Linked DNA regions of Homo sapiens: region 2 is linked to region 1. Evidence: chromatin loops called from intact Hi-C (ENCODE). Cell type or tissue: chondrocyte. All regions are shown on one strand. Links, peaks and the distances in the headings refer to the core of each region. The heading gives the core; the rest is flanking DNA.

Region 1 (10,107 bases), core at 1,387-9,386:
ATTATGTTGGCTGTCATTTATTTCAATTTTTGTATCAATATTCATAAGTAAGATTGAGCTATATTCTATTTTTAATTATTTTTGTCATGTTTTATAATTCATAAGTTGAAGCTTTATGGAGCTTTTTCTCTTTTTCCAGTTTCTTGAGCTGTCAAAATTGCATCGGAGTGATTTGATTCTCCAAAGAGAGAAAGAATTCCACTATGCTTGGGACAGTTGCTGTTGTTGTAGGTTTATGCTTCAAGCACATAGCCACTGGGCTATCAATGTTCAATCTTGGCAGTACCCATTATATCACTGCTTATAGCTATAACATTTTTAAATGTTTAATGAGAATGTTTTTATTACTTCCATGCACTCTTTCTGGCTCTCAGTATGCTCTTTTATCACAGCAATCTGCTCTTATTTATTGCTGCTGTATCTCTGAAATTATATCAAAACTAAAAAACAGATTTTTTGAAAAATGCCTCTCAAGTTCTCCACATTTCCTCTGCCTCGGTGGGGACATTTCCTATGCTTCAGTGAGCTGTAGTTATTTTCCTTCTCTTTTGAAACTGTTGAATTTTCTCATAGATTCAGTGTTACTGCTTATCTTTATCAATGTAGGTCTAGATTAAGCAGTACTCCCAGCTGATATAAATTCCTTCAGCACTCATGTAGCTATGAACACATGGCTCTTGGGATGCTCATAGTCCAATGGGTGAAAAGCATACAAGGGCATGTCTTGTCTTTGGCATAAGTGGGCCAGCACATAGAGTCTTCCCCCCAGGGAAACAGGAGCATGACTACAGGTTCTGCTGGTTTCTCTCTGGATACAATCATATTATGGGTTCTGTTTGCCATAGAAACTTGTGTGTATATATATATAGTATACACACACACACACACACACATATATATACACATATATATACACACATATATACACACATATATATACACATATATATATACACATATATATATACACATATATATACACACATATATATACACATATATATATATACACACACACACATACATAGGCACAGTAGTCAGCATATGACAGTCCAATGTAAGTTTTGGTTTAAAAAAAATCTATCATGAGAACTCATCAACATGGCCCCCAGTGACTGGTTTGAAAAGTGAACAATGATCCAAGCCAGGTCAACCACAGTCCTTCCCTGGAAGTTTTTTGAAGGAGATCTAGCCTAGTAAATCTGTGAAGAGGTGAGCTTAGAGGATGCTAATGGTCAGGCCTGATCATGTGGAGAAAAATTAGTAAGAGAAAAGGAGATGACATGCTGGAAGAGACAGAGAGAGTTCTGAGTACTTGGTTCAGGTAACAAAATTTCCTGGATTGTCCTGGTTCTTGCTTTCCCTCAGCTGTTCAGTTCTTGCTATAATTCTATGAGCTACCTCAATAAATTCCATTTTTGCCCATGTTAGTTGAAGTTGGAGTTCTTTTATTTCAGCCAGGAATAGAGTAACTATGGGAACCCACACACACACAAATATATGTATCTCTTTTTCATCTATATCATCTCATGGAATTCCAATTTTTCAGTCTTGCCAATTTCCAGGACTTGGGCAACATATTTTTCCATCTACATTCACTGAATTACCTCAGTGGGGATAGCAAAAGGGGCAGAGTCAATTGTCATGTTAAGAGCACTACCTTGGAGATACACAAACACATACACAAATCTGGATCCATATTTTAATGCTAATTTTCTTTCCTCCTTTCTTTGTGACTCAATTCTCATTGTCTTCTTTCTCTTTCTAAAATATAAACAAATTTCCCCTTCAACCTAAAATTGGGAGATAGTGAAGAAGCTCAGCTTTTATAGTAGGAATATAATAAGATTTCATTCTGAAACACTATGTAATCAGCCATTACTACCATACAAATGTTATTTTAGAAAAAATGTTGAATGTCTAGTGACTTCAGCAATTTAGTTTTTGGTCTTGGACCAGTCATAAGTACCATATCAGAGCCTGGTATGATCTGGGTTGACATTCACATCCTGAGCTGAACTCCTGAGCAATTCTTGCACTTTGATGCAAGTCAGTTATTTACCCAATCTTTTCCATATACCATTTGACTTTCATTTCAGAATTGCAAAAAGTATTCCATGGTTTTGGAGGCTAGATATTCTCCTTTGCCCTTGCTGGCAAGCAAAAATTATACGATGAAGTGATAAAATTTGAACCACAACCTAAAGTATTGTCTTTGTTCTTGATCAAAACAATTTTTTTTTCAAAAACCTATGAGAGGCCAGGCATGGTGACCCACACCTGTAATCCCAGCACTTTGGGAGGCCGAGGCTAGTGGATCACTTGAGGTCGGGAGACCGAGACCAGCCTGGCCAACATGGTGAAACCCCTTTCTACTAAAAAAAAAAAAAAAAAATCAGGTGGACATGGTGGGGCATGACTGTAATCCCAGCTACTCAGTTGGCTGAGGCAGGAGAATAGCTTGAACCCAGGAGGTGGAGGCTGTAATGAGCCAAGATCTCACCACTGCACTACAGCCTGGGCAACAGAGTGAGACTGTCTCAAAAAAAAAAAAAAAAAAAAAAAAAAAGAAGAAGAAGAAAATAAAAAGAAAAAAACCTATGAGAAAACACCACAATTAGGATAATCTCTTTTGATTACATATTTGAGCAAATTTTATTGAAACAGAACTTCATTCATTGGATGTTCTATTGGATATGCTATTGGTAATAGCATCTTCTTTTTAAAGGATAAAATACACACAACTGATGAAGTTGCGGTGAAGTTTAGCCTTTGGGATTAGCTTTACCACCTTGAAATACACATCCCTTTCTGACAATATCTACAAACTTCTGCTTTTCCTATAAATAGTCATTGACCAAAAGAATCTTTCCATTGACTTGCTGTCTCTAGATAGTTGCTGCAAGTCTAAAAAAACTTGAAGTGTACCCATACCAAACCTATCTGAGAGGATTGCTCTAACACACTGTAAAACTTACATTGGGAGGAAGAAGGCAGGCAGCCTGGGTTTCTCCACCTTTCCCTTACATCCTAACAATGGCCCCCACTCCTGCACCTCAGTGCTTGCACTCACCTCCAGATTTTACATGATACTTTTTTCTTACTTACAACTCCCTATATTCTTTAGAACTACCACTTCAAGCCCATTCCAATTAAGTTCTGAACTCTGAAATTTCACCTCTGTAAAAAAAAAAAAAAAGTCTTTCCTAATTAACCTCATTAGATTTTGATTTCCTACTTAGCAGCCTTTCAGAAATCTCCAACATGTTACATCTTTGGATGCATCACCTGGTCTTTCACTAACTTGTTCTCTGTGCATTTGGTACAACTCCCAGTTGGCTGCAAACTTCTTTGATGCATCTGCCAGCCCTTTGGTAGTAATAATACTAATACTAAAAAGCTAACATGCAGGTCTTATTATGCTCCAGACAAAATGCTAAGTAATTTACTAGCAGAGTATTTGAATACTGTCTGGCACATAGTAAGCCATTAATACAGGTTTGTTATTATTACCATTTATAGCTCAATTAACTTGGCATTATTATTCTCTCCATTTCAGGATAAGAAAACTGTGAGGCACAGAGAATTACATAAATTGCTCAGAGTCACAGAGCTCATTATGTGGCACAAACAAAACTTGGTGCCCATCTATTTGACACGAATACCCATCAATGTTCTTAATCATTACAAAACATTTGCTAAACACACACACACATGCACACACACACACACAAATCAATCCTTTTTGCAATAATACCCCTCCAGTTTTCAGAGCAGTGTAAGTTGTACTCAAGGCAGGTTTTACTTAGGAATTCATTCCCCTTTTAAAATTTAACTGTCTTAGAGACATAAGAAAAAAGTCACAAGTATTTGTATCTCCCTGAAGAATTTCATTTTAAAATTTAGAGGCCACTGAAGTATGTGTCCTTAGGGAGAACAATGGGTTTTTCAAAACTTCTAAATTGCTAAGGAGCTGTGTTTTGCTTTTCAACTATTAATATGCTACTTCAGTCAGTCACCAGTACGTCATATTTGCTTTGGTAGAAAGAGCTAGGCCATGTCCAGGGCTGAGCAATAGAAAAAGTTCATGAGTATATTGCTAATAGAAATGATTAATAATACATTACAGGCTCAACCCTGATCATACCATGCATCTTCTTCCAGTTATTTTGAGTACATTTTCATTGGATGCTCACAATTGCTCTCTATTGTAACAGCTTTTCTCCTGGTCATACTGTGAGATTATACAGGGAGAAATGCCCACTTCTGATGTTGTTTTTCCTGAGTTCTAAAGAAGGCGTTCCCTTTCCTCCCATCTCCTTTCCTTTTTCTCTGCCTTCTCTCTCTCATAGGCTGCCCTGCCCTTTTCTTCCTTCGCTGTCTGAGCTTTCTTGAAGGGAACCAAGGGTCGTAGATCCCCCAGGGCTGGGCCCTTCTGAAAGGCTCCATGGTCTCTGGAGAGCAGTCAGGTGACAGACTGAACCCAACCGGGCCCAGTGACACAACTTCCCACTTAGGCAACTACACAGCCCCCAGATCCCATTCCTGGCAGCTTCAAAACCCTGGGCTCCGCCACAACCAGGCACAACTGCCTCCCTCCAGGTTTCCACTTGGGTGAATGAATAGGCTTGAAGGCGACTCCAGATGCAGGAGGCGCGTCGCGGAGAAACGTGTCATTTAGGAGAAAGTTTGTTTCCTACAGAGACTGCAGTTGGCAGCTGCAGCCCCAGTCGGTTGCGAGAAAAGCTCCCCACCTGGGGAAGCGAGGCCGCTCCCGTGTGCGCTCGGCGGGGAGGACGCGGTGGCGGCGGGACTCGAACTCGGTCGTCGAAGGGCGCCCCGCAGGGTCCCGTCTGTAGCCCGGACGGCGAGCCCAGGTTGGAGTGGGAGGGAGCCGGCGTGCACAGCTGTCTTTGGTCGGGCTCAGGCTTCCGCTCCCTGCCTGCTCCCCTTTCCAGCCTCCCGCCCCAGAAACGATCTCGAGCGTTGCCAGTTTGATTCCAGAGCCCCACTCGGGTGGGTTCTTTTGTTTCTTTGTTTTAATGACAGTTCCCAGCCCTTCAGCATGTCATGCGCAATTAATTCCCTGGCTCTCACGAAGGCAGCTGGGGTGAAATTTCTTCTGCATCATCCTTTTGGGGATGTTTATGATGTGACGTCAGTCGGATTGATTTTTCTCTCTTGAATGAAGGATGGGAGGGGAGAAAGAGAGACGGAGAGAGAGAGAGACGCACAGATGTGCACGGAGGCCACAGACACTGACATTTGGAATTCCTTCAGGGTAAAAGGACACCGGAATGGGAGCTTAGAAGTGTGTTGCTAAGATTTCCGGCTGCACGGAATTATTAAGTTTTTCTTAAAAAAACAAAAAAAGAAAGAAAGAAAGAAAAAGAAAAGAACCCCCTCCGCAGCGAGCCACTTAGGTGCTGCTTTCACGCCAGAGTCCCCTGTTAAGGTGGCAGCCCTTGATAACTAATCTCGGGCACCCAGCCGCTTCTGTAAGCTTAAGGAGACGACGAGGAGGGGCGGGGGAAGTGCGTCACCAGGTGGGGAAGGGGCTGTGTATTTGGTGACAAGCGGGAGGCGATGGGGGTGGAGGGGAATGGGGACGGGAAATAGGTTCTGTGTGCTCTCCGGGGGTATTGTGTCAGGAGATGCAGGCTGGCTACCATGTGACGCGGTCCAAAGCTGAAGGGATTGGCCGAGGCAGCGCAGGCGGTGCAGCTCGGCCAGCTTGCCGTTCCTCTCCCTTTCTCTCAGCATCTTCTTGGTAGCCTGCCTGTAGGTGAAGAAGCACCAGCAGCATCCATGGCCTGTCTTTTGGCTTAACACTTATCTCCTTTGGCTTTGACAGCGGACGGAATAGACCTCAGCAGCGGCGTGGTGAGGACTTAGCTGGGACCTGGAATCGTATCCTCCTGTGTTTTTTCAGACTCCTTGGAAATTAAGGAATGCAATTCTGCCACCATGATGGAAGGTAGGATGCTTTCTGCTATGGTTGACTGGCTTCAGGCAAGGTTTGGGCAGAACAGCATTAAAGAATATGTGCAGCCAGTGTATGTGGCGGTTCTAGAACCTGGTTGCCAATGTTTTGCAAGCAGAAATGCTGCAGTTTGCTTGCAGTGGATCTGGGCTCAGACTAATGGAATCAAACCACAGGGCTGCTGCCTAGCTCAGAACCTACAGAGCTCCCAGCTCCTTTGAGAGAGAAAAGCCTAAAGTGTTTGCAGGGAGCTGAGATGGAGCTAGGAAAGAGCTTGCAGAGCAAATAAGTTGGGCGAGAAGATAAGGTTTTCTGTTCTGGGTTCCTGGGACTACACTGATTAAACATTTACAATGGAAACTTGTTTTCTGAAATTGACATTAGACAGGAGAGGTCATTAACAGAGTTATCCATACAGACATTTTCAGTGAACTGTTTAAAATTGTAAAAATTCTCATAAGGTATTTTTATCTCTGCAGTTTACATCATATTATTGGGATGGGGAGGGCAGCAAATTTGGTCCATAAACTGTAGTTGTATGAGAATGTCATTGCAACAGAATGAAAAATATAAGGAAAATATCCGGGCCTCTTGCCTCCTGATTCGGGGTCTTATCAGGTTAAAAAAGAATTTTGTGCTCCCTAAATGCTTTCCCTGTCCAATGGATTTTAGCCAAGTATCAAATGATTATTTGCTGATGATCTTTTCGCATATTCAATATTGAGTGTAAGGAGGAACTTTCCCTGGAGAGATGCTATTTAAACTATATTTTATTCTGCTAAATTACCCTTCCCAGTCTGACACTGTGACAGCCAAGATTGTCTCCAAAAAGCAGCAAGCTGATCAGGAAAGAAGCAAGCAGCTCTATGCAGGCTTTGATTTTCTGTTTTCACACTATAGGATGGTGCAAAACTCCTGGCCTTTCCTAAGATGACAGGCAGAAATTTGTCCCCAGCCTGGATTTCACAATGCAGAATTGAGTGCATAATGGGTCTCAAATCAGCCATGAAAATGGCAGAGAGGCCACCTCTTAAGCCAAGGTTTGTCCTACGGATTTTAACTATTCCTTAGAAATTTACCAAAATGGAATAAGAGGAGGAAGGTTTCATAAAAACAGCAGTGTAGCCTGTACTTATTTGGCAGAAATGAATTCTTTTTGCTCTCCCTGTCATCATGTCAAACATTGTTAATGTGATTTGGGGGAGTGAAGAATTCTAGAGTCAAAACCCACAGATTTTAGAAGATAGCCTTAAAAGAGAGGTTGGGTATGATTTTGTTATGGAGCTGAGTCTTGTTTGCAAAAGGCTCTCAAGCTAGCCCTTTAAATCCAGGCCTAAATAAATTGAGATTGCTAACACTCTCAGATTAAATCATTTTCATTAATTCAAAATTGATTTAATCTTTGAATAACAAGGCAAGACAGAGTGTTATTTATGCACTTTTCAATTAAAAGCTCATGTGGATTATCTTCTTCAGAAAAAATATCTTGCCTGTAGAGGTACTGTATTTCTCCAGCTCAACTTCATATAGCTTTCTTAAAAATGCATCTGCACACATTCTGATTAGATTTCAGTGTTGCATAGAGAATTGGATGCTCTTTCTTTTCACTTCTTGCCTTGCAAACCATGGCACTAAAGTATCTTCTTTGAAGGTTGTAACGTTTTTTGATGCTCATGAATGATTCTCCTGGTAATATGGTCTATTGTGCCATCCAAGAATGTCAGTTCAAAGCTCTGTGATAAGCTTATCCAGGCTGCCTAAACCAAAATGAGAACTGCAACAAAGACTTGTGCTGGAGCTGAATTAGCACTATTGCTCTGGGTTTGCCAAATTTATCTAATGAACAATGTTATCTTAGCACTGGTATGAATTAGTATGAATTATACTATGGATACAGTTGTCTTTCACCAGATCTTTTGCAAGAGAAATTGGACAGGTGTTCCCACTGGCTTAAATAGCTAAATGAAATTAACATTTATTTCTACCCATAGCTCCTACTTAAATGTTTTTAAGCCTTATTATCTTAATAGTTCGGTGACCTTAGAAAGGCAAATAGGAGTTTAACCAAAAATCAATTTGCTATCAGTTGCCTTCCAACTTAGTTGACAGTCTTTTTGGCAATATACATTCATGTTTCTGGTATTGCATGGCAGAATTTCACCTCTGAATTGCTCTTATTCTGAAGGTGTGGTATATAATTATTATTTCAACTTAACTCATCTCTAGAGATTGCCAGCCTCTGTACATCTACCACAATAACCTTGGAAAGATAAGGAACCTCATAAAAGGCACCCCAAATTTGTCATGGCAGCTCTTCGTTGAAACATTAGTGGACTCTGAGAATGTGCTACCAAACATCTAGTTAAAATCATATTTCTTCTGAACTAGTGTGTCTCACACACACACAGAGTCATCCACCCAAACACATTTCTGGAAAGGAAGAAAACATATATTTGCACTCGTGTGGCTGTACATTTCTATATTGCTAAAGTGTTTTAGTCTGCTGCTCAGAAAAAGCATGGCCATGGCAACTTTTCAAAGGCACTTCTCTACTTTGTGTAAAGCAAGAGTAAACAAATATTCAGCAGAATGGGTCATAGTAAACTACGTTTTGTTTGTGTGGAACAGGATATAGGCTCCATTCATTCAATGCCTATTGGAAATCCATCCAATCATAGATGATAAATGTTACTACCTCCTCAGTGATCCTAATTTTGTGGAAGTCAACGAAATAATTCCCCAGGGACCACAAGCAGGTGATTAGTGGTTTGTGGCTCCATGGTTCTTTTAACATATTTTAATTAAAAAACATATTTTAGGGGACTTGATTTGCTGCTTCCTGCATACTTTATCTTTTGGCAGTGGTTGGCATTGAGTTGTTTCTTTTCTAAAGAAAGCCACATGATCTGGAGCCTTCTGTAGTATAAATATGAAAGGAAAGATGATGAGCAAAGGGAATTATTAACTATGGAGTGTACATATTGGCTAAGCTTACAATGAAGTCTATGTGGTTAGGGCAACTATTCAAGGACTATTTTTTGATATATTATTATTAAAGTTTGAAAATGGCATTCTTTAGCTATCCTTTCTAAGATAACTGGAACTAAGTCAGAGTTTCTTGGGCTATCTGTCTATTTGTGAGGGTGTCTAGAAAGTACTTTCCTTGTTCACGTAGGCCCAACTGAAGGCGTTTTGCGTTTTTAGTTCCATATTCAGGCTCTTAGGTGCTATACTAGAAAGATAAGTTTCTGGGTGCCAATGGTTTCATTTTATATGACAATTTAAAAAATTAACAAGCAAATATTTTTAAGGGCTTACTGGGTTTAATTACAATATTCAGGATAATTTAATATATTTTATTATATTTACTACTCATAATAACCTGAAACTAAGTATATTGTATATACGGTGCTTTTTTCAGTCCTTTTCTACCTTTCAAAAGTAAAAATAATGCATTGAGGCAAAAAAATGGTGGAGTGAAATTTGAACCTACATCCATTTAACCACAAAGCTCATGTTTTTGACCCTCTAGGAACCTCTTAGTTTTGCTTTGCATCAGGTTGGGCATGTTAACCTAATTGAAAAATAGGCTGTAGTGCCTTTGGTTGCATATTCTGTGTCTCTCTGTTTTAAATATGAATATTGACAGAACTATACTCTTTAACTTCTTATTAATGCCTTTTATGTCCAAAATCATTATTTAAAAAATTTTGCATAATTGAAGAGTAACTAAACTTCTGTTGTTGCAATAAACCTTATAAACACTAAGAACTTCTTCTTTTCCTATCTAGAAACAGAGTTTTACTAAAATAACATTTGGAAAATTCTTTGGTTTGGTCAGAAAAGAGCAAGACATCTTGAAGCTGGAGCTGTTCATTTTGTATTTAGTTAAGAAGTTTTAAAGGGAATGCTTCTAATTTTCCTACTGATTCTCTTCTTTAAATGATGAAATTACTTTAGAAAATCTAAACATGCAGATAGAAGATTCCAATATATGTTCCATCACCTGTGTAATTTCTCATCTTCTCCAGTGTTCTGTATCATAAAGAACCTCTTTAGATATATATGTTCCCATCCAAATGTCAGGGGTCATCTTTATACTTCTAAAAAGAATATGGAGTCTT
Region 2 (10,107 bases), core at 1,154-9,153, 140 kb after region 1:
TCCCCCTGATTTCTCAATACTTCTCTTTCTGAGATTTACTATCTTGGAGTATTAGGAGGTTACAACTAGTCTATTAGAGGATGAAACTTCTCGGTGGCTTTTTACTTAATATTGCTATGCTTGACTTTCGCTAATTATAAATTGCATTAACTACAACAAAGAGATGTGGTGAAATCAAATATAAATTTTACTTGAGATCTTAGGGGAGAAAGGTGCTTTGCAATAAACTCAGCTCTAGTATTATCTCTTCTAGGTATAGAAAATCATGATGCTTTGAAAGAGTTATTCTCCTTCAACTTATTTCTATTGGGTGAGCACCTCAGCTCTCCATTGAGAACTAAGGATCTCACCTTCTACCAATTCTTTTGTCCCATAATACATCTGACATCCTTATAAAATACTTTCTAGCCCTAACGGGGCTTGTATACACATGCATGCATGCACTGGTGCACACACACACTTGTTTCACTAAGAAAAATATGTGAAAGCTTGTATATCTTTTTGAGTATTAATTTTTGAGCCCTTTCCCTGTATTTTGCCTTAATGTGTGTGATTTAGCAAAAAGCCTCCAGATGACACTACGGCCCTTGCTCCTCTCTTTGGCCCACCACTAGAATCAGCTTTTGATGAACAGAAGACAGAAGGTAGGAAAAGAAACTCCATATATTATAGATTTGTTTTTTCTTTTATTAAAGTACAACTCTTCTAGATTAAATGTATGTATTTTGAGGTATATTTTTAATATATTATTTTCGTGGGAAAGAAAAGTTTCAATCTAGGTGTGCTGTCAAGAACAGAAGTTTAGTTTGAAAATCTCTATTATTTTAGGATTTGAAACTTTACTTCCAGAAATATCTAATAGCTAAGAAGCTCATTCTTCAAAACAAGTCAGTAAAAATTACTGCAAGTCTACACAAATCCCGGTCATGGAGTAAACACTCTGGGAACCAGACCATCATCATTTGAGGTGTCAACAGAATCACAAATGGAGACAGACCTTCATACATCCGTCATTGTCGCTGTCGTTGGGGTGTGGCCTCCCTGACCATCTTTGCTCTTTCCCACCTCATAATGAAGGCATCAATTGGATTGCTCACAACAGTCATTGTTTGCTGGCTCAAGACCCAGGAATGACCTTGAATCATTTAGAAACTTAGAAATAAGGCCAGGTGTGGTGGTTCACTCCCTCAATCCCAGCACTTTGGGATGCTGAGATAGGATTGCTTGAGCCCAGGAGTTCGAGACCAGCCTGGACAACATACGGAGACCCCCATCTCTACAAAAAAATTTTTAAAATTAGCCGGGCATGGTGGTGCATGCCTGTAGGCCCAGCTGCTCGGGAGGCTGAGGTGGGAGGTTCACTTAAGCCCAGGAAGTCAAGGCTGCAGTGAGCTGTGATCACACCATTGCACTCCAGCCCGAGCAGCACAGCAAGACCCCACCTCAAATAAAATAAAATAAAATAAAATGCTACTGAAGAAATATCTTTATTTCTGCCATTATTTTTGAGTTTACTTATTAAATATTTATTCCTAGAGTTAAACATTTAACATTTTTAAATTAACCATGTTTTTGGATGGCTGTAAATACCGTGTACTTTACTGACATAAAATCAGCTCTCTATAAAATGGATCTTATCTATCCCTGAAATGTGTTTATGTCTAATGCATGTATTTCCAATAGCTATGTTTGGTAATATAGAATGTTTTTATAAAAAATTATTTGACTTAGGGGCACCATGGTAAATGTATAATAACATGTTATCCTTCTAGGACCTATTGGTGAAGGGCCTTAAGTGTTAAAGAATTGGAAGCATAGTGGGTAGACTAAGCTACATTAACAAAGAGACCCCAAGTACAATAAATTAAACAAGATGGAATTTTATTACTCTTTCAGGTTAACTGTCTGGAAGTAAACAATATAGGACTGGTAAAGTAGTTCTGTTGTCTTTAAAATGTTACTTTTATCTCTGGCTCCAAGGAGGCTGCTGCAGCTCTCCTCCCCTCCCATTCAGAAGAAAGGAAGTGGGGTGAGGACCACTGGAACTCACTGCTAACTATTCTAAGAGCAAAACTAGAAGAGATACAAGTCACTTCCTGCCAAACCCCACTGGAGAGAATTTGGTGCTATGTAGCCAGCTAAAATTCTGTTACTATAGAAGAACTGGAGAATGAATTCTGGGAGATAGCCAGCAGTCAGCCACACCTGAATATTTTCAATGATTTTGTTAGGAAACTGTACAAAGAACATTTCTAAATACTCCTTAATGATTTTAATGTCCATAACTTAGAATCCCTATGTAAAGGTGGCCTTGCAGTGAGGCTATCAGTTTCCTTATTAACTCATCTGTGATCAATCTCACTCTTAATGACATATCGTATGGTGACTGGAGACGGGATTTGATTTGTTGCACCTACATCTGCCCGTTTAAGGAATCCCATAACTATATGAAAACTTTATGTAAAACATAGAAATCATTCTTAAAAATCATAGCTGTGTTCCACATGGAATTCATGAAGAAAATGCTGCTTCGTATCTTTGGAGAATGTTTGCTTTCATGTTAAAACAGAGCGAAGTCCACCTTTGAGGCTTGTGGTGGGGAGGAGATACACACCCAGACCTGTCCATGACTGTGGCCTCAGTTGTTCTTTAGATGATTTCAGCCCCTGAACTTCTGTAAAGTTCCTGCCTTTGCACCGATCACACTAGCTTTTTCGATACCCACACTTCCCTTTTGTATCTACTCATTCTTCTTTAGATTGATTTTTCTTTTTCTTTCTGTCTTTCTTTTTCGTTGTTTTTCTTTTTCTTTTTCTTTCTTTTTTTTTTTTTTTTTTGACAGAATCTCACTCTGTCACCCAGGCTGGAATACAGTGGCAAGTTCTTAGCTCACTGCAGCCTCGACCTCCCACAGCGATCCTCCCACCTCAGCCCCCAGAGTAGCTGGGATCACAGGCACATGCCACCCCACCTGACTAATTTTTGTATTTTTTGTAGAGACTGGGTTTCACCATGTTGCCCAGCTGGTCTCGAACTCCTGGACTCATGTAATCCTCCCACCTCAGCCTCCCAAAGTGCTGGAATTACAGCTGTGAGCCACCATGCCTGGCCTAGAAAGATCTTTCTATCACTAGTTGAAATGGTCTGGGGAAAAAATATGTATTTTAGAGTTAAAAGTCTGCTACATCAGATCTTAGCTCTTCTGCTTTTACCGTGGACACCTCATTAAACCACTCCTATCACTATTTTCCTCTCCCATAAGTGGAACTGGTATCAACCACATAGTGGTGGTAAGAGTATTCAAATAGACAGTAACAGCTACTGGCCTTGTGATACGTGTTTTATAGACATTTTATATATACTCTATTCATATATCTTTCCTCTGTTAATCCTCTTCATAACTCTCTAAGGTTGCTTTTATTATCTCCACTTTACACTAAAGGAAGGCAGCGCAGAGAGGTTAAGCAACCTGCCAAGGTCCTACGGTCAGTGCAGAGGATAGATTCAAACCACATCCAACTGACTTCCCAGCCTGTCCTAGACAACATAATGAATTACAGCAGTACTTGCATAGTCCCTGCCACAGGATAGGTACTGAGAAGCACTAACTATTTGCATTATCATAGGTATTTTTAATAATCAGAACAGGAAGCAAAAAGAAAGAGAAGAAATGTTAAATTCAGTGTCCTTAGGCCCAAAACCTAATTGCCCTATGTTCGGTGCCTAAGCACTCATTTTTCTGGTTCTCTTAACATATTCACCAAGTGTTTTTAGGATAGTTTAGTTTCTTTTTATGATGCTGTAAAAGGTTTATGTAAAGACCCTTCAAGGATAGGAACCACTGCATAGAATGCAGGCGTTTTCAGTTTTGAAGCATATTTATAGGAGGCTTTAAATCAACCAACTTACAGCAAAACAAATGTTCATGGGGTTAATGTCTGGATTTTCAAATGGGTACCTGAAACAGAGCCAGTACATGTACTGATACTCAGAATGTCCTTACGTGACCACCCAGGAAGCAAATGCAGATTCTGCTCTGAAAGTTTTTATGTAGCTATATGTACACACACAGACACTCCTCCCACCCACACTCACACCACACTCCTATTTCTATTCTCTGCTTGAAAAGAATAAGGAGCAGCACATTCCTAAGTTAATTTTTTAGTACTGAGACAAGAGGAAAATAATTTTGTAAAGCTCAACTTGAAATCGAAATTTTAAGTTCTAAAGTATGGGGATTTTTTTTAACTCACCCTGGGAAATCTTCTTTTTTGTTTCCAGTTCTTTTAGATCAGCCTGAGATATGGGGTTCAGGCCAACCAATTAATCCAAGCATGGAGTCGCCAAAGTTAACAAGGCCTTTTCCCACTGGAAGTAAGTTATGTGTCTGCTCTGTCTGGAAAAATAAGTGACTCATTTTAGTGTCTGTCTGCATAGTGAAATTAGGCAACTCTTAAAAAGTCTATGTAAGCAACATTAGAACTGAATAATATTAAGAAGAGATGTTATTCTAACAGGCTTTCAAGTTAAAGAACTCAGGGCAGGTTATGAAGACAGGAAGAAAATAACATAATAAAGCAAATTATTAACCTTGAATCATAGCCTTTTCTGAAATCCCACATGCTTATTCATTCATTTATTCATTGTACGTAAGTAAGAATAAGAAGCAAGGGAGCTAAAGAAACTACTGCATTCCAGGCATTAGGCTATCATATAACACAGAGGTGAACAAGTCTAATACGGTCTCTGCTCATCCTATAGAGCAACTGAGGCTGCACAGGACAGAAAGGACACATTGATAGGAAAGAGTGACAATTGGGGAACAAGAGAACTGAGGCTATATGGTAGAGAGAAGCTGAGATAGTAGATCAGAGTAAATGTATGTGAAAGTTGCCATCAGTCTGGCTTCTTCCAGCATGACCCAGGCGTCTGGGAAAGGAGGTCCTGAAGATCCAGATAGCCGTTCACCGGTGGTGGGTTGGGCTATTTGGACTGAATGGATTGTTCATCAGGTAAAGCCACCCTTCTTAAAGATTTATTGAATTCCCTTTTCAGTAGACTGCCTCTGAAGCATGCCTGTGGAAAGCACTCTTTTCAAAAAAAGGTGTTTGGGGAGGAGAGAGATGCAGAGGATGTTTTTACTCCTTTGGGCTCACATACAGACCAACCAATACTTTTTCCAGTTCAGCATCTCCAGAGCTTACGCCTTGGTGCCTAAAGGTGATCATGAGAATTAACCGCGGGGATTCATAATCAAAGGCCAAGAGGTTGTTTGTTGGAAATATTATTGCTATAAAGCCGTGTGATCTAGCCTTTCCAAAGATATTTCCCTCATTAAACAGGATAGGAAAAACATCATTATCAACAATTTTTTAAAAACTTCTGAACTTTGAAAAATGTATTTTTAAAATATTTGAACCACAGTGGCATGATTTTGAATGTTTTCCCCTGCAAAACAAAACTAGTGAAAAAGCTGTAACTTCCTTGAAAAGCTTTCTTTACAGACCTGAGCTATGCAAGTGATCCCTAGAAAACCCTTTCCTAAATGCCAAGAAAGTAAATGAATTGTTTATGGAGGTGATGTATTGGTTTTAACTATTGGTATTTCAGAGCTGTGAGTCTTACGTGCTGTGGTTACACTTAGCACAGCACAGGCTGTTGTTTAATTGATGTGCATTATATCATTCTGCTCATGTTGTAGTTGCAGCATAAGTTTTCTATTTTAGCTTATTAGGCTTTTACAGTATTTTATTTGTTTTTATGGTATTTTGTTGATTATGACCTTGATTTTTGGCAGAGATCCTTAATCAGGAGCAGAGCCCCTGATTGACTCTTAACTTCTGTGGGAAAATATGGTCCACTAGAGGTGTAGCTTTCAGAAGCTCATAATTAAGATTAAGAACCACATATTCCTAGGCTTTAGGATGAGGGTTGTTAGTCATACTTATTGTGTGGAAGAACAGGATGCTACCTAAAAATAATAAATAAAGTACGGGAAGGGGAGGAGGAGGGAGGAATGACAGAAAAAGCTTCTTCCTAATTTAGGCAAGTGGAAGGTACCAGCAAGCGCTCTCCAGCCATGTGCCTACCTGCCTCCCTCTGCGTTTAGGTTATGAGAGATTGGACGGCATTCAGATTCACAGCTAAACTTTGGGATGGCCTGTGAAATTAGTGTGAACTCTTTGAATCTACCAGATAGGACCAGTGACAAGAAAACATACACTTAAAGAAAGAGGAAGAAGAAATGAACCAGTTGAAACAGTAATTCCAAACTTTGCCCACAAAGTGACAAGTCCAGCTCAGAAGGGTGAATCTCTTCGTAGGGACCATGATACTTGATTTGGCTGTAATTTTTGTCAAAGGAATCTGTTCATTCCTCCTTGACCCAAGCAGTTAGTTTGCTTCTAACTTTAAAAAATGTACTAAAATTTAAGAAATATAATTTTGAGAAATCTTTCCCAACTCAATCTGGACACTAAGATCCTGACTGGATTAAAAACCCCTCACAGGAGCCCCCACCCAACCTGTGATTTCCGTTATCAAACCCTCGACTGTAACTGTCAGCGGACATGATTTCATTCAGTCAGTCATAAATCCCTTGAGGCCAAAGACTATTTTTATTCAACCCTATGACCCTAGTTCCTAGTACAGGAGGTAGGACGTAGTTGCTGCTTGAGGTTTGTGTGTTGAATCATATTTACATGAATAAAATGGTGATATTATTATTACTGTCCAACATTCTCTTGACGTTCTCTTATTCTCATAAAATGGAACAATCTGAATGGGTTCTGCCTCAGTTCTTTGGCTTTGAACTTCAAAGAAGTAGACCATTAATTGCTATTCCATTTCCAATAGCAGGAATATAACTGAAAGCCCAAATCCTGCTTATTTAAAGTGTATTGTATGACTTAGGAAGCACATGACCAATGATACTTAATTTCTCATCTTTTTGCAGCACCTCCACCACTGCCTCCAAAAAATGTACCAGCTACCCCACCCCGAACAGGATCCCCCTTAACAATTGGACCAGGTACGCTTTTGTTTTTTCAGTTCTGGGATGATGTGTCAAACAGAGCAGTGGCCCCGGATGAACATGCCCTTGATGTGTTGAAAACTGTAGGCTACACAAAAACATCACAATGTTGGCATTCAGTTTTGCTTTCATTAGAATTTCTTATGCAGACTTATTTTAAAGCACCACTTCCAGGTTTCACACACACAAAAAAGTAATAATTTCTCAGTTAATTTTTCCTTGGTATAATTTTGTTGAATGAGGGACATTTTGTAACACGAAATGAAAAAAATCTCAATATGAAAATTCATTGTTTAATTAACCCCTCACTTCGTTGGATCTCGTTTTAATGATTTACAAATTCATAGTCTCAAAGCACAGTTGGTATTTTTTCAAGAGAATTTTGCTAAGTCTAAAACTATCTAGTCTATGAAGACATAAAATGGTTCCCAGGGTGTGCAGCATACTGGTGGTGGGGAAATTCTTTTTCATTCAAGTATTTATTATCTCATGGCAAGGAGATATGTAAAGATTATGAAATATGGCAAGGAATTGCTACACACCTGTAGACAGATAATGCTTAAGGCACACCTTTACCATCTATTAAAATCAATACTATGTATTCATACAATTTATAGTCTGCCAAGTCTTACTGGACTAGCAAATCAAAAGTAGTAATAGCTGTTATGTGCCTGGGCCCTTAGAATGTGGTTCTTTATCACCTTCGGAATTCTGTTGCAGCTTCATCCTTTGCTATTTATGCAGCCTGGTGAGTTTGATAGCTGCAGAGTGGGGCATTCATCAACAAAAGCAAAAGCACGATGTAGTTATTTATGAAATTTATATTGACTCAAACCCAATAGAGAGTCATCCAGAGCTTCATAAGTAAAGATGTTTGCAGGTTCAAGACATTTTGGCCCCTTTTATTTCCACAAATTGTGTTAGATATAAATATACCTACTAGCACAAGATTATAAATATTGCGGACTATGCAAAATGCTTCCCCATTTATCTGTAGCCTTGGAACCTTGAAAGTTAATTCCTTTCAAGCTAGAAATATAGAAATACTAAGATGGCTCATATAGCCCAAGAGTTATATAAAGGTAAAGTGACTTCTGTTCATGCCTTCCAGTTATTTAGGTAGCAATTTGTAATGTGAATAATCTCAGTTTTTAAAAAGTGCAGTTCTTCATACAGAGCTGTAGAAGATCATTCTTAATTTTTTCTCTTATTATTGCTATGAGTTAAAAAGAATAGCTTATGCTAATATTTTAGCAAAACAGACATGTTGGTATCATGACAACATATAGATAAATATCACAGTTATGCTTATGAGGTTGACAGGTTAGACTTAATGAGAAAAGAAATTATTTAAAAATTTTTAAATTATTTTCTTCTCCATTAAGCAGGTATATATGTAACAGTTCTAATAAGTAGCAAATGCCTCCTCAATAATCTATGTGTGTGTTGTGTGTGGGGTGTATATATCTGTATTTGTAAGTATCTTTGTGGTGATACCTTCTTAATCTTTGTACTGTGTTTCTGGTGTTTTTTAAGGTTGAGGATATACAGCTAAATACGATGTGATCACTTCTTAAAATTAACAAATATTATAATCAGTTTCACCAAAGTCTTGATTTAATATACAAGAGTAGACAATCTTTATAAAATGTGAGGCCAACTTTGACTTCTCAATTCTTATATTGTGTGATGTGTATTTTATTAGGCCAGATTTTCAGAAGGGACCTTGCTTTTGGAATTTGCAGTCCCAGAGCCTGTACTTTTCTGTGAATCTAATACTGCCTTCTCAAAATGATCACACTTGGTGCACCTGTGAGCAGCCTTCGAGAGCAGTATCATGCACAGCACTTTACATGATGGTCAAAGTAGCTAGCTGTGCTCAGCTTGCAAAAAAGAGTAAACAATAGCATAAAAATATGATGCTCACTTTGTGGAGGGGGGATCTCTCCCCTCACCTTAGGCTCCTAATCCAATAAAGATATTTTTACATCATGAAGTATGCCCACTGAGGCACCTCAGACACCAATGTATTTTCCAGTCTTTGCCTCCCTCCCTCACTCCCCACACAAATAATAAGTCAATTAAAGTTTAAAATCAACTACTTTAACCACAGGAAATGACCAGTCAGCCACAGAGGTCAAAATTGAAAAACTACCATCCATCAATGACTTGGACAGCATTTTTGGGCCAGTATTGTCCCCCAAGTCTGTTGCTGTTAATGCTGAAGAAAAGTGGGTCCATTTTTCTGATACATCCCCGGAACATGTTACTCCGGAGTTGACTCCAAGGGAAAAAGTGGTGTCCCCACCAGCTACACCAGACAACCCAGCTGACTCCCCAGCTCCAGGCCCTCTCGGCCCCCCAGGTCCCACAGGCCCCCCAGGGCCTCCTGGGCCTCCTCGCAATGTACTATCGCCGCTCAATTTAGAAGAAGTCCAGAAGAAAGTCGCTGAGCAGACCTTCATTAAAGATGATTACTTAGAAACAATCTCATCTCCTAAAGATTTTGGGTTGGGACAAAGAGCAACTCCACCTCCCCCACCACCACCCACCTACAGGACTGTGGTTTCGTCCCCCGGACCTGGCTCGGGCCCTGGTCCGGGGACCACCAGTGGTATGTCTTATGCTTGAGTGTGCTTCTTGTGACGGGGAATGGCCATGGCTGCTGCAGTGTGAGCAACACCGTCCTCCTGCCTGGCAGCTGGCTTCAGAGCTTCAGCCCTCACTCCTCTAGTCTGGGTGTCCTGTGGCCCCACAGCATGTCCTAGTCCATCAGATGCTCACAGTCATGGTCCAAGTCTGTGGATGTGTTCTGCCTTGCACTCCCAGCCCTTAGGTGTGCCCTGCCATCCACGCTGCAGTTAAGAGGTCTTGATTTCTAAAACAAAGCTGTCATGCCATTGTTTGGAATTCAGGAAAGTTCTAGGAAGACAGATTTCACAGAGAGTGGGTTTCATGTTAAATGTCTGATTTCCTTGTCGGATGCCCCCACAAGGACACTAGGTTTTGTGGGCCAATGTGTTATGTGTGTATGTAGGCAAGCAGGAGGGGGTGGGTGGGCTTCTTTTTTTTTT

The links. Peaks named below come from ENCODE experiments on the same cell type or tissue, not always from the same donor. Only the 100,000 strongest peaks of a DNase experiment are listed, where the experiment ranks them.
Region 2: it touches region 1 in a loop (2.9-fold over the local background); 10 of 110 quality-filtered maps call a loop at or near these places.

The regions. Positions count from the first base shown.
Region 1 is chr1:66,528,392-66,538,498 of GRCh38, forward strand. It overlaps SGIP1 (SH3GL interacting endocytic adaptor 1), which reads left to right and starts at 5,762. Exons shown (of 25, transcript NM_032291.4): 1 at 5,762-5,977. The coding sequence starts at 5,968. In chondrocyte, for the core only: no CTCF peak of the experiment used is centred there; DNase peaks (open chromatin) are centred at 4,860 and 5,660.
Region 2 is chr1:66,672,723-66,682,829 of GRCh38, forward strand. SGIP1 (SH3GL interacting endocytic adaptor 1) reads left to right here. Exons shown (of 25, transcript NM_032291.4): 12 at 559-644; 13 at 4,282-4,374; 14 at 6,956-7,030; 15 at 9,147-9,647. Among named protein-coding and RNA genes, the nearest start is that of MIR3117, 49 kb to the left of the region's middle. In chondrocyte, for the core only: no CTCF peak of the experiment used is centred there; no DNase peak of the experiment used is centred there.